Linked DNA regions of Homo sapiens: region 1 is linked to region 2. A link is an interaction called in ENCODE POLR2A ChIA-PET data of the cell type or tissue named here. Cell type or tissue: MCF 10A. All regions are shown on one strand. Region 1 overlaps XRCC5 (X-ray repair cross complementing 5). Region 2 overlaps XRCC5 (X-ray repair cross complementing 5).

The links. ChIA-PET counts read pairs that join two places held together with the same protein. Peaks named below come from ENCODE experiments on the same cell type or tissue, not always from the same donor. Only the 100,000 strongest peaks of a DNase experiment are listed, where the experiment ranks them.
Region 1: POLR2A ChIA-PET joins it to region 2 with 5 read pairs; 7 of 35 experiments call an interaction of 5 or more read pairs at or near these places.

The regions. Positions count from the first base shown.
Region 1 is chr2:216,144,202-216,149,201 of GRCh38, forward strand. XRCC5 (X-ray repair cross complementing 5) reads left to right here. Exons shown (of 21, transcript NM_021141.4): 14 at 3,882-4,075. Among named protein-coding and RNA genes, the nearest start is that of XRCC5, 37 kb to the left of the region's middle. In MCF 10A, no CTCF peak of the experiment used is centred here; no DNase peak of the experiment used is centred here.
Region 2 is chr2:216,193,521-216,198,520 of GRCh38, forward strand. XRCC5 (X-ray repair cross complementing 5) reads left to right here. Exons shown (of 21, transcript NM_021141.4): 19 at 1,399-1,466. Among named protein-coding and RNA genes, the nearest start is that of LINC01963, 21 kb to the right of the region's middle. In MCF 10A, no CTCF peak of the experiment used is centred here; a DNase peak (open chromatin) is centred at 2,201.

The DNA of each region.
Region 1 (5,000 bases), 49 kb before region 2:
GTGCATGTGGTAAGGAGGGCATGCCATGCAAAATAAATAACATGGAAAAGCATGAAAATATGAAGAGCCAGGATGTGGATCCCTTTGGCTGCAGAATAAGTTCTGTATGGGGAAATGATGGAAAACGTGACAGAGAAGGTAAGTAGTAAGTAGGTTGTGAATACCTTGTATGCCATACTCAGTCATTTGGATTTTACAGCAGTGGGTAATTAAAGAATTTTCAGTGGCCCACTTGAAGGCTTAAGAGTTAAAGCAGTGATGGAGAGAGTGGAGACGAGAATCAATTCTTAAGGCATTTAGAAGGTATAGATAGAACTTGAGTGATTGATGGAAAATAAAGAGGACTTGAAGATAACAGGATCCTAGCTTGGGTGACTGAAAAGATGATGTCACCATTCAATATGATAAGGAATACAGAATGAGCAGGTGGAAAAGATAATTCATTTATTTTCACAAGTGTTAAATTTGAGAAAATCTATTGGATATCCTGGTACAGACACTCATTGGGAAGTTACAAACAGGGTTGCAGAGCCTAGAAGACAAGTCAGGTCTAAACACAGATTTGAGAGTCCTCCTCATTGAGGCAGAAAGACAAGTGAGTAAGATTGTCTGGGAGAGCACACTGGGTGAGTAGGAGAGAGAACAAAGTAGAGAACTGCAACACGTGAGTGAACAATTAGACATATAAAAAAGGGTTGTTACAAAACCAAACCAAATGCTCCTACCTCCATACCCCAATAAAAATCAGCGAGGTAGAAAACTAGGAGAAATGCATCTTGGAAGGCACAGGAAGAGACGAGTTGGAAAGGAAGGAATCGCAAGTCAGATGCACAATGGGGAGTAGAGGTGAGCTTAGCAAAGGGTCTTTAGGAATTTGTAGTCCAGTTTGAGGACTTTGGGGACACAGAATCAGTTGAGTAATGGTGTGCAAGCCAGGTTACAATGCCTAGATGAGAAAGACTTTCTGATGAAGGGAGAGAGAAAGAGAGGACACAGTAATCTATAGGAGGTTGTGGGATCCAGGAAGGCCACTTTTTTCTTTTTGAAATACCTACAGTTAAGGGTAAATGAGCTTGGAGAAGGAGAGAGAGATTAATAATTAATTTGTTATCAAGAGGTTAATTTAATTCTAGTTTTGGAAAGAAATGCTGAAAATATATCTTGTCAAGTATACAGTTAAAACCACTTTTTAAATAATTGATACAATGGTGCTAAAATCAGTATATTGGTAACTTTTGAGCTATTGTGGTCTGTAGGTTTTTCCTCTAATCTTTTTCAAATTGTAAAAATCACATCCAGTAACAGTTGCTTAAAAGAGAAATAAATAGGTGATCTCAGCTTCCCATCTACTCAGAAATGTCACTTTCTCATAATCCCATTTTTTTAGTGCATTGGGAATTTTTACCTGAATGAATTTTGTAAGTATCTCGCTTAGCTTAATTTGCCTAAAATGTGACCTTTCAGAAAATATGAGAGGGAGGTTGGTACCTCAGAACATCTCTTGTAGATCCTTTATTATTGACTTAACGGATGATGACACTGAAAAGATTGCCTGGGGTTTATGCTGAAAATCTGGAATGTTTTACAGTAGGAAGGTTGGGTAGGATACTTGTCCATTGGTTGTTCTAGCCCTTTTCCAAGAAATGTCAATTGGATATCACAGATAGAATCTTCAGGAGTTTATGAGAGGTAGTCTGCTATGTTGGGTGTTTGATTACTGCTTTACATCTTTAGGACTTTCTAAGCTGTTCAGGTATTTTAATGAACCAAGGGAGAGCACTGTGAATAAAGGATTATGCATAATAAGAAGGTGGTGAGGGGGTAGATTCACAGAGTTTGGGATCTTTTGGATTTGCTTAAACAGTTTGGGGATTACCTTGCTTTACATTGAATAGGCCTGATGTTACTGATGCTCAAGGGAAAGTCAAGTAATTAGGAAAGAAGAAAGCAGGCATCAAACTCAGACAAACAAATGAATATACTATGGAGAAGGAATAGTTGTGGTTGGTGGTTGAAATGGGGAAGGGAGCAGGGAGAAGCGCATGGAATTTCTGGAGGAAATTGGTACTTAATTCCTACTTCAGGGTTTTCGAAACTTACAGGACATTGACTCTTGGATGATACTATTAAACCTAAGCATCTTTTATTTTTTTAGAATAGAAACTTTCAGCTTACATTTTCTTCAGTGTAGGAAAGGAGTCCAGGGGACCAGGGGATAGTATAAATCACATGCTTTGTGATAGGAGCAGTATTTTGAAATTACAGGAGCTCTTCAGCTCCCTGGTGTTTTGTTTGTTTTTTTTAGAATTACCAATTTATAAGTTGTTTAAAAGTGGGAATAGTTATACCTTAATTTTGGAATTAATCTTCATCGAAGGAAGGAAAACATCAATAAACTGATAGTTTCATTTCTTTCTTTGTTTTTTAATGACATCTAATCTTACTGCTTTCTATACTCCTTTTAGAGCATTTCCTTTTCTGGGCAGGCCAAGGCCTGGCCCAGTAGACTTGAGGCAGGATAGGTGGTTGAATGAGGTGGCATGCTGTGTAGAACTTCACTCACATGGGCAGTGGAGAATTTGCCCTGGCCTTGATCTTGGCGCCCCTCCCCCTTGGTGTTGCTTCTTGACACCGCTGTCAACAACTAGAGCCCTGGAAAAGAGCACTTTATTCCTTCAGCTGTTATCGGCCAGGTGCTTATTATGTGCCAGGTAGTATTTTTGGTGCTTAGAATTCATTCAGCAGTAAAGAAGAGAAGAGCCCTACTTGTAAGGAGGAGGGTTAGATAATAAACAAGTAAACTAAAAAATTGATAATTTTAGATAATGATGGAGCCTATAAAAAATATAAAATAAGGGAAGTGACAGAAAATGACTGGGGTGGTAGAATGGGGTGGAGGGGCTACTTCATATAGAGTGTCAGGGAAGGCCTCTCTGCGGAGATAGTATTTCAGCAAAGACTAAAATGATTTTTAAAAAAAGGGCAAGGGTGGAGCTGACTCTTGAGGTTTAGGGAAAGACAGAGGAGGCAGAGGTAGTGTTAAGCCCAGGCCCCAAAGTTAGGATGAGCTTGGTGTATGAGCGAAGCAGGAGCCCAGCCTATTGGGGTTGTGAGTGAGGAGAACAAGTGGCTGGTGATGCGATCGAGGAGGCAAGCAGGGCTGCATCATAGGACCCTAGGGTATGGTGAGCAGTTCATTCTCGGACCACTTCCAGTCAGACAGTGGAAAGAGAAGCTGGGAAACCAGTTAGAAGGTGACTGGTAGGCCAGGGATGAGGTGATAGGGCTTGGGCAAGAATGGTAGCAGTGGGGAGAGAGAAAGGTGGATGGACTTGTGCTGAAAAGTGCAAACTCAGCACTCAGGGACAACTCAGTATTCTCATCTCTTTTGCAGACCTCTCTCTGGGACTCACTGAGCATGGGCAGCTTCCCTGTAGCCACCTGTTTCATCCACCACATGGCATTCTCTGAGATTAAGTGAGGGAGAAAGCACAGCATGATTAAGAGAGATAAAAGGATTATAACAAGAAAGTTATAATCCCAGATTATCAGGTCTTAGAATCAGGTATTTTAGGGAATCTTGTATATTCCCCAAGTAGTAAAAACAACAGCTTTGATTTATAAGGTGAGGCTCCTTTCCAGGAGGTCCAGAGCAGAAGATACTGTTGCTAGGCTTGGATCTATTTTTACAATTGGTTTTAGGTATTGACCAATATCCTGCCAACAAAGGTGGTTCTAGGTGAATCCTCTTGATTGTTTTTTACATGTGGTATGAATCACTTAGCCCTCCCACACTAAAGATGGAGGATCCCTGATCAGAAAATATAAAGAAGCCATATATGTCTCCATCTGTGTTTTAAAATCCTTACTTTTTCCAACAGTGTCTGCTGCACAGAGCTTTACATCCCCGGGAGCCTCTACCCCCAATTCAGCAGCATATTTGGAATATGCTGAATCCTCCCGCTGAGGTGACAACAAAAAGTCAGATTCCTCTCTCTAAAATAAAGACCCTTTTTCCTCTGATTGAAGCCAAGAAAAAGGATCAAGTGACTGCTCAGGAAATTTTCCAAGACAAGTAAGTACTTGGTATAGTTGCATTTAACATTGGGGTACATAAGAGTTGTGGTCATTTTAGAGTGGCTCTGGAAGTGTCACATAGGGGTCTATGGAATTTAAAAGGTGAGAGGAAGAAGCCTTTTGCTATTTGGCCCTTATATTGAAATATTGATTTCTTATATCTGTCTGCTGTGATCATATTTTATCCTTGCTGTTCACTTTGGATTTAGAGCTACCTTCTGGGCTGATGACTTTTTGATCAGCATCAGATTCTTGGTGAATTATATATAATGTATAATTCAGATAAGTTTCTGAATATCTAAGGCTAAATGTCACCCTTTTTAAAGTAAAGTACTGAGAATGAGTGTGTTGAAGATCATAGGTTTTTTGGGTTGGGAGGAGATTAGATGTTGGGGATGTCAATGAGATTTTTGGAGGAAAAGTGGGAACAAGAGTGAAAAACTATCAATTCTTCAGCCGTTCTATTAGTGTATCAGTGATGTATTTGGTTGTGCTATTGGGGAGGTGTTTGTAGTTTTAAGTATTGCAAAATGCTTTTCATATACACTTAAATCAAGCTTACAACTGGCTATTAAGTTTTTTCCCTCTTCTGTTCACAATCTGTGTCAGCTTCCATTCAAAACAAAACAAAAATAAAACAAGAAGAAATTGTTGTTGCTTATCCAGAATTATTTGAGTATGTAAAATTGATTTTTACCAGGTTTAGGTCAACCAGTTATTGGTGACTTTTTTTTCTCAAGCTGGAATAATCTATACATTTCTTTTGGCTGTATTTTGAAATCTGATTTTAAACCATGAATCTTTTCCCCTTTTTTATTTGATTTTTCTCTCCACAACTATCTTTATTGACAAAGCTTCTTATTTATAAATACCCCAGTGGAGAAGTATTGAGTAATTTCCGGAAGTCTTCACAGGTTTCTATA
Region 2 (5,000 bases):
CTCTTCATCACACAGGTAACTGTTTTCCTGACAGTTAATTTTTCAGCCCTTTAACTTCTGCACTGGAGAACAAAAGGAATTGGAATGGGTAGTGAAGGGGGCTTACTCAAATCACTTTTGTGTCTCTGCTGTTGACCCCGTAAATGAAGGAGATTGGTTTTGGTATTTATTGAATGCCTATAGCGTATTATTTGCTGAAAAGAAACTTACAGGTCATATGCAAAATCCATATTTTCTGATAGCTTATATGCCACTGAGAGAATACAGATGACCAAGGCCATTCATAGGTACACATGGGTGTTAAATACATGTGCTTTTTGAACAGTTTATCAGGTATCAGCCATTTGATGTAGGAAAATAGGAAGAAGAGCAAACTAAAGAGTAGATTTTCTACCCTTGATTTGCTCTTACTGAGCTAAAATTGATTAACTGTCCTAAATGATAGACATGCCCCTTGGTGAAGACCATGTTTTCTTCCTCCCTAGTCCTCTGGCCACTCTATCAATAGCCAGTAACATGGCCACAAGACAAAATGCATGGCGTAGTTCCATATTGGGCACCGGATGTCTTGGACAAAAGCATACAGTCATTTAATTATCATTTATTTATTGAGCTTCTGCTATGTTCTACAGTAAGTCCTCTCTTAACGTCCATAGGTTCTTGAAAATTGTGACTTTAAGCAAAATGACACATAATGAAACCATTTTTTTCTCATCAGTGTTATAATGAAACAATATTATTTAAGTACCTACTTTTGTTTCACTTAAAGTCACAGTTTCCAACAACCTATTGATGATAGTTAAGTAAGGACATACTGTACATTGAGGGGAATATAAAGACTTATAAGACTTAGTGTCTGCCCTTGAGAAAATATATTCTTAGGAGAGAGAACATGTGTACAAATAGTTACATAAAATACGACAAGAGCCATTTCAAAGGAATAAACAAAGTGATCTGAGATTTCTAAAGAAGGGGAGACTTATCTAGAGTTGATCAAGGAAGGCTTCATGGAACACGTGGCATTTGACATGCGGCCTTTATTGCTTATTACACAGGCAAAAACTGGAGAAAAGATAATTTAAGATGGTCATTGTTAATTGGTTGCCTTTATAGTTTTATATTTTTTGTAGAACAGAGCACCTTTATAGTTTTAAAAATCTCCAGCTCAGGCTGGGCACAGTGGCGCATGCTTGTAATCCCAGCACTTTGGGAGGCCGAGACGGGAGGATCACTTGAGCCCAGGAGTCTGAGACCAGCCTGGGCAACATAGTGGGACCCTGTCTCTATTTAAAAAAAAGAAATCTTCAGCTCAAAGGTGGGAGGAGGTGTGATGGAAACGAAAATGGGATTGGGGTTGATTCTTTGTGTTTTGATTTTACTCTCTGAATTACTTTTTAGATGGAATTACTCTGATCACCAAAGAGGAAGCCTCTGGAAGTTCTGTCACAGCTGAGGAAGCCAAAAAGGTATTGAGGGGTAAACCTTTGTCTTTAGTTGAATTATTATAGTGGACTTTATTTTCTTGATACCCTCGAAGAAGTTAAATTTTATGGGTAACTAAATTAGTGTACTCATTTTGTATTCAATATGTAAATTGCTTCAACCACAGCATCCCCATGGGAGAAATTATAATCTTACTCAGTTTCCTGTAGGCTGTGGTTATATTTCTGGAACTCACCTGTAATCCCAGCTTCAGTACCCCTAGAGCATGCTGTTGAACCCCATAGTGCGCAAACTTAGCCTCGGCCCTGGTAAAGGCTATGAAATCCACAGTGATTCCCACCCTGGCCACACATTAGTTACTTGGTGAGCTTGTTTTTCTTTTTTTTCTTTTCTTTTCTTTTCTTTTCTTTTCTTTTCTTTTCTTTTCTCTTTCTTTTCTCTCTCTCTCTGTTTCTTTCTTTCTTTTTTTTTTTTGTTAATACTGATTAAAAATCAGAATTACCCTAGAGATTCTGTTAGTCTGAGATGGGTCCTGGGCACAGTTGGTTTGTTTGCATTTTAAAACCCCTCAGGTGATTGTATTGTATAGTGAATAGAGAAACACTAGTATTCTAGCATAAGGGACATCCAAGTATTTTCAGTAAAAGACCCCATGCAGTCCCCATGAGCTTCTTATTCACACACATTGTTAGGCCTAGGCCTCCTTGTTTGGTGTGTATTGAATCTGATTCAGCCATGAGTCAGATACATGTGGTTATTTAGTTCAGTAGTCCTTCATTGTACCTCAAGGTTGTGATGAAATTTTAATGAATTAAGTTGAATAGCTCAAAAGTATATACTTCGTAACACTCAGTTTCAGTTACAGTCACTGACTGATGTAGTTCTGCTGGCACCTGACAGCTCTCAGTTACTAAGCTTCTGCGATATGCTAGGCACTGTGCTGGATGATAAGACAGCACCCCTGCCCTCTAGAAGCTCGGGCAGTTAAAATGGAGCAGAGGGAAGCAACGGAGACTCAGAAAATAACTATACACACTAAGGGAGAGCTTGGTCTGGGGCTGGTGAATAGGAATCTGTTAGGGAAGTGACAGATGCAAAGCTGGAAATGTTAATCAGATGGCTAAATTCAGGCCAAAATTTAAATATCTTCAATTTTCAACTCAAGAAAGGCATTTGGCAGAAACCATGTTTGGAAAAGAAATTAAAATTTACAAGAATTTTTATTAAGCACTTTGCCTAGCAAAAGATTTTTGTTAAAAAAAAAAAAAAAACTTGTCATCCCTACTTTCAGGGAGTAGAATCCTGGAATTTTTGAAGCATACTGTAAGATGGTGATTATATCTCAGAAGGGGTTCCGTGGTGTCTGTACCCTCTCTGCCACAGGCAATACTGAGCACCATAGGCTTGAGTATGCCATTTAACTGTTTGGTTTTGTTTCTGTTTGTCACTTTATACAATGTTTGATAATATCTCCTCATTGAACTGGGCTATTTCAGTCAAGGTTCTCCAGAGAAACAGAACCAAGAGAACGTACATGTGTGCGTGTGTCTGTGTGTGTGTATGCACATACACACACACATATATATAGAGAGAGAGATTTATTGGCTGAATTTCAGAAATTGGCTTGTGTGATTGTAGGGCTTGGCAAGTCTGAAATTTGTAGGACAGGCTAGCAGGCTGGAAACTCAGGCAGGATTTCTGTGTTACAGTCCTGAAGCAGAAACCTCAGCTTTTGCTCTTAAGGTCTTCACTTGATTGGATGAGATCTACGAATATTACTAAGATTAATCTTTACTTAAAATCAGGTAATTTTAGATGTTAATCACATCTACAAAATACCCTCACAGCAACATCTAGAGTAGTGTTTGATGGAACAACTGGGGACCATAGCCCAGCCAAGTTGACACATAATATTCATTGTCACATGGTGTGAAGACCTATCAATCAATTTTTGTTAAACAAGTAAATCAGGAAAAATATTTTTTGTCATTATTACATTAAGAAAATTTATTATCCAGGTGACAGTACATACTAGAGTTTTTGGAAGAAGTGAGGAGCCATGACCTAAAAAAGCTTGTGTTTCCTGCCAGCAGCACATCTTAACCAAAGATGTTCCAGCTAAGTTAACCCAGAATATTAGACAGGAAAGAAATCTGAAAACAGATGATGCACTTGCAAATTGTGCAAGGCTTGTTCTGTAATGCAAATAGGATGTCTTCTTTGAAATGTAAAGGCACTGAGCCTAAGCATGAGGAATTTTAATGTCTAATGATGAAGCTATAGAGAGAAATTTCAGTTAATGACCAGGTAGGTATAAGATGGTGTCCTTAGATAATTCTGATATCAGAACTGATGTTAGTTGTAGTTTAAGACAACTCTCCTGAGACAGGAGAACCGCTTGAACCCGGGAGGCAGAGGTTGGGGTGAGCCGAGATCGCGCCATTGCACTCCAGCCTGGACAACGAAAGCGAAACTCTGTCCCAGGAAAAAAAAAAAAAAAAAAAAGACAACTCTCAAAACTTCACCATCTTTGAATAGAGAGAACATCATAAAAAACAAGTGGAGAGAATCTCTTCTACTTCAGCCACGGGTTGCCTGGCTCTGACTGGCATCTTCTTCCTTTTAGAGCATAGTGTTTCCATAGTCAAGGCACAGAGAGTGTGCTTCCAGTACTACCAGCAAAACTGAACTTCACTGTCATGGCAGATAAGAAGTTAGGAAATTCAACATAAAATGTATTGAGTACCACCAGCTCTATGCCAGGCACTTTGATATATATTATCTCATAGCCTCCAAAAAAAGTACATTGCACATTCACCTAGCAGACTCTTTCACATCTAGAAAATGCCATTTCCTTTTTTTCCCCACATTTATCAGTGCTTTAGCCAATGTAGTATGTATACCAGATATTTAGATAACACTTTGACTGCTAAAGAACCATTCACATTGTATGGTGTTTGTCTACAACACTATATACATCATATCTAGATAATGGTAGAAAATAAGAGTAGTAGAATTTTACTTGTATCCAACTCCCGAACCAAAGAGCCCAGTATTATCTCTGTAATCTTCACAATGATCTGCTAAGAATTGGCAAGAGCAGGAACTACCATCCCTGTTACCACTGGGAAGCCAATCCCCAGAAAGGTAAAGTGGGGTTACACTTTGAGCTCACCGAGGTAGCAAGAGGATTAAAATGCACGTTCCTTTGCACCACACCAGACCTTCGTTTTCAAGTGGATTAAGTTTTGTGAATGGAATCTTGGACCAATCATTTCTAAAATACAGTACTCCCTGTCTGCTTCATCTCAACAAATGACTTTCTGGCCTAGAGCCAGGTGGTGGTTAGAATAACCTGGAAGTCATAGAGTAGACCCTGTAATTTTGACTCACCTTCAGTGTACGCTGTGTTATATCTGTCAGTTCTCATTAGTATAGTGGTGAGTACCCCCACCTGTCACTGTATCATGCCTGACTGTGAGATTATGCTTTTGTGTCTGCTTTAATATCACATGAACCCTTTATTTTGTTTTCCAGAGTGAAAACTTGATCCTTTG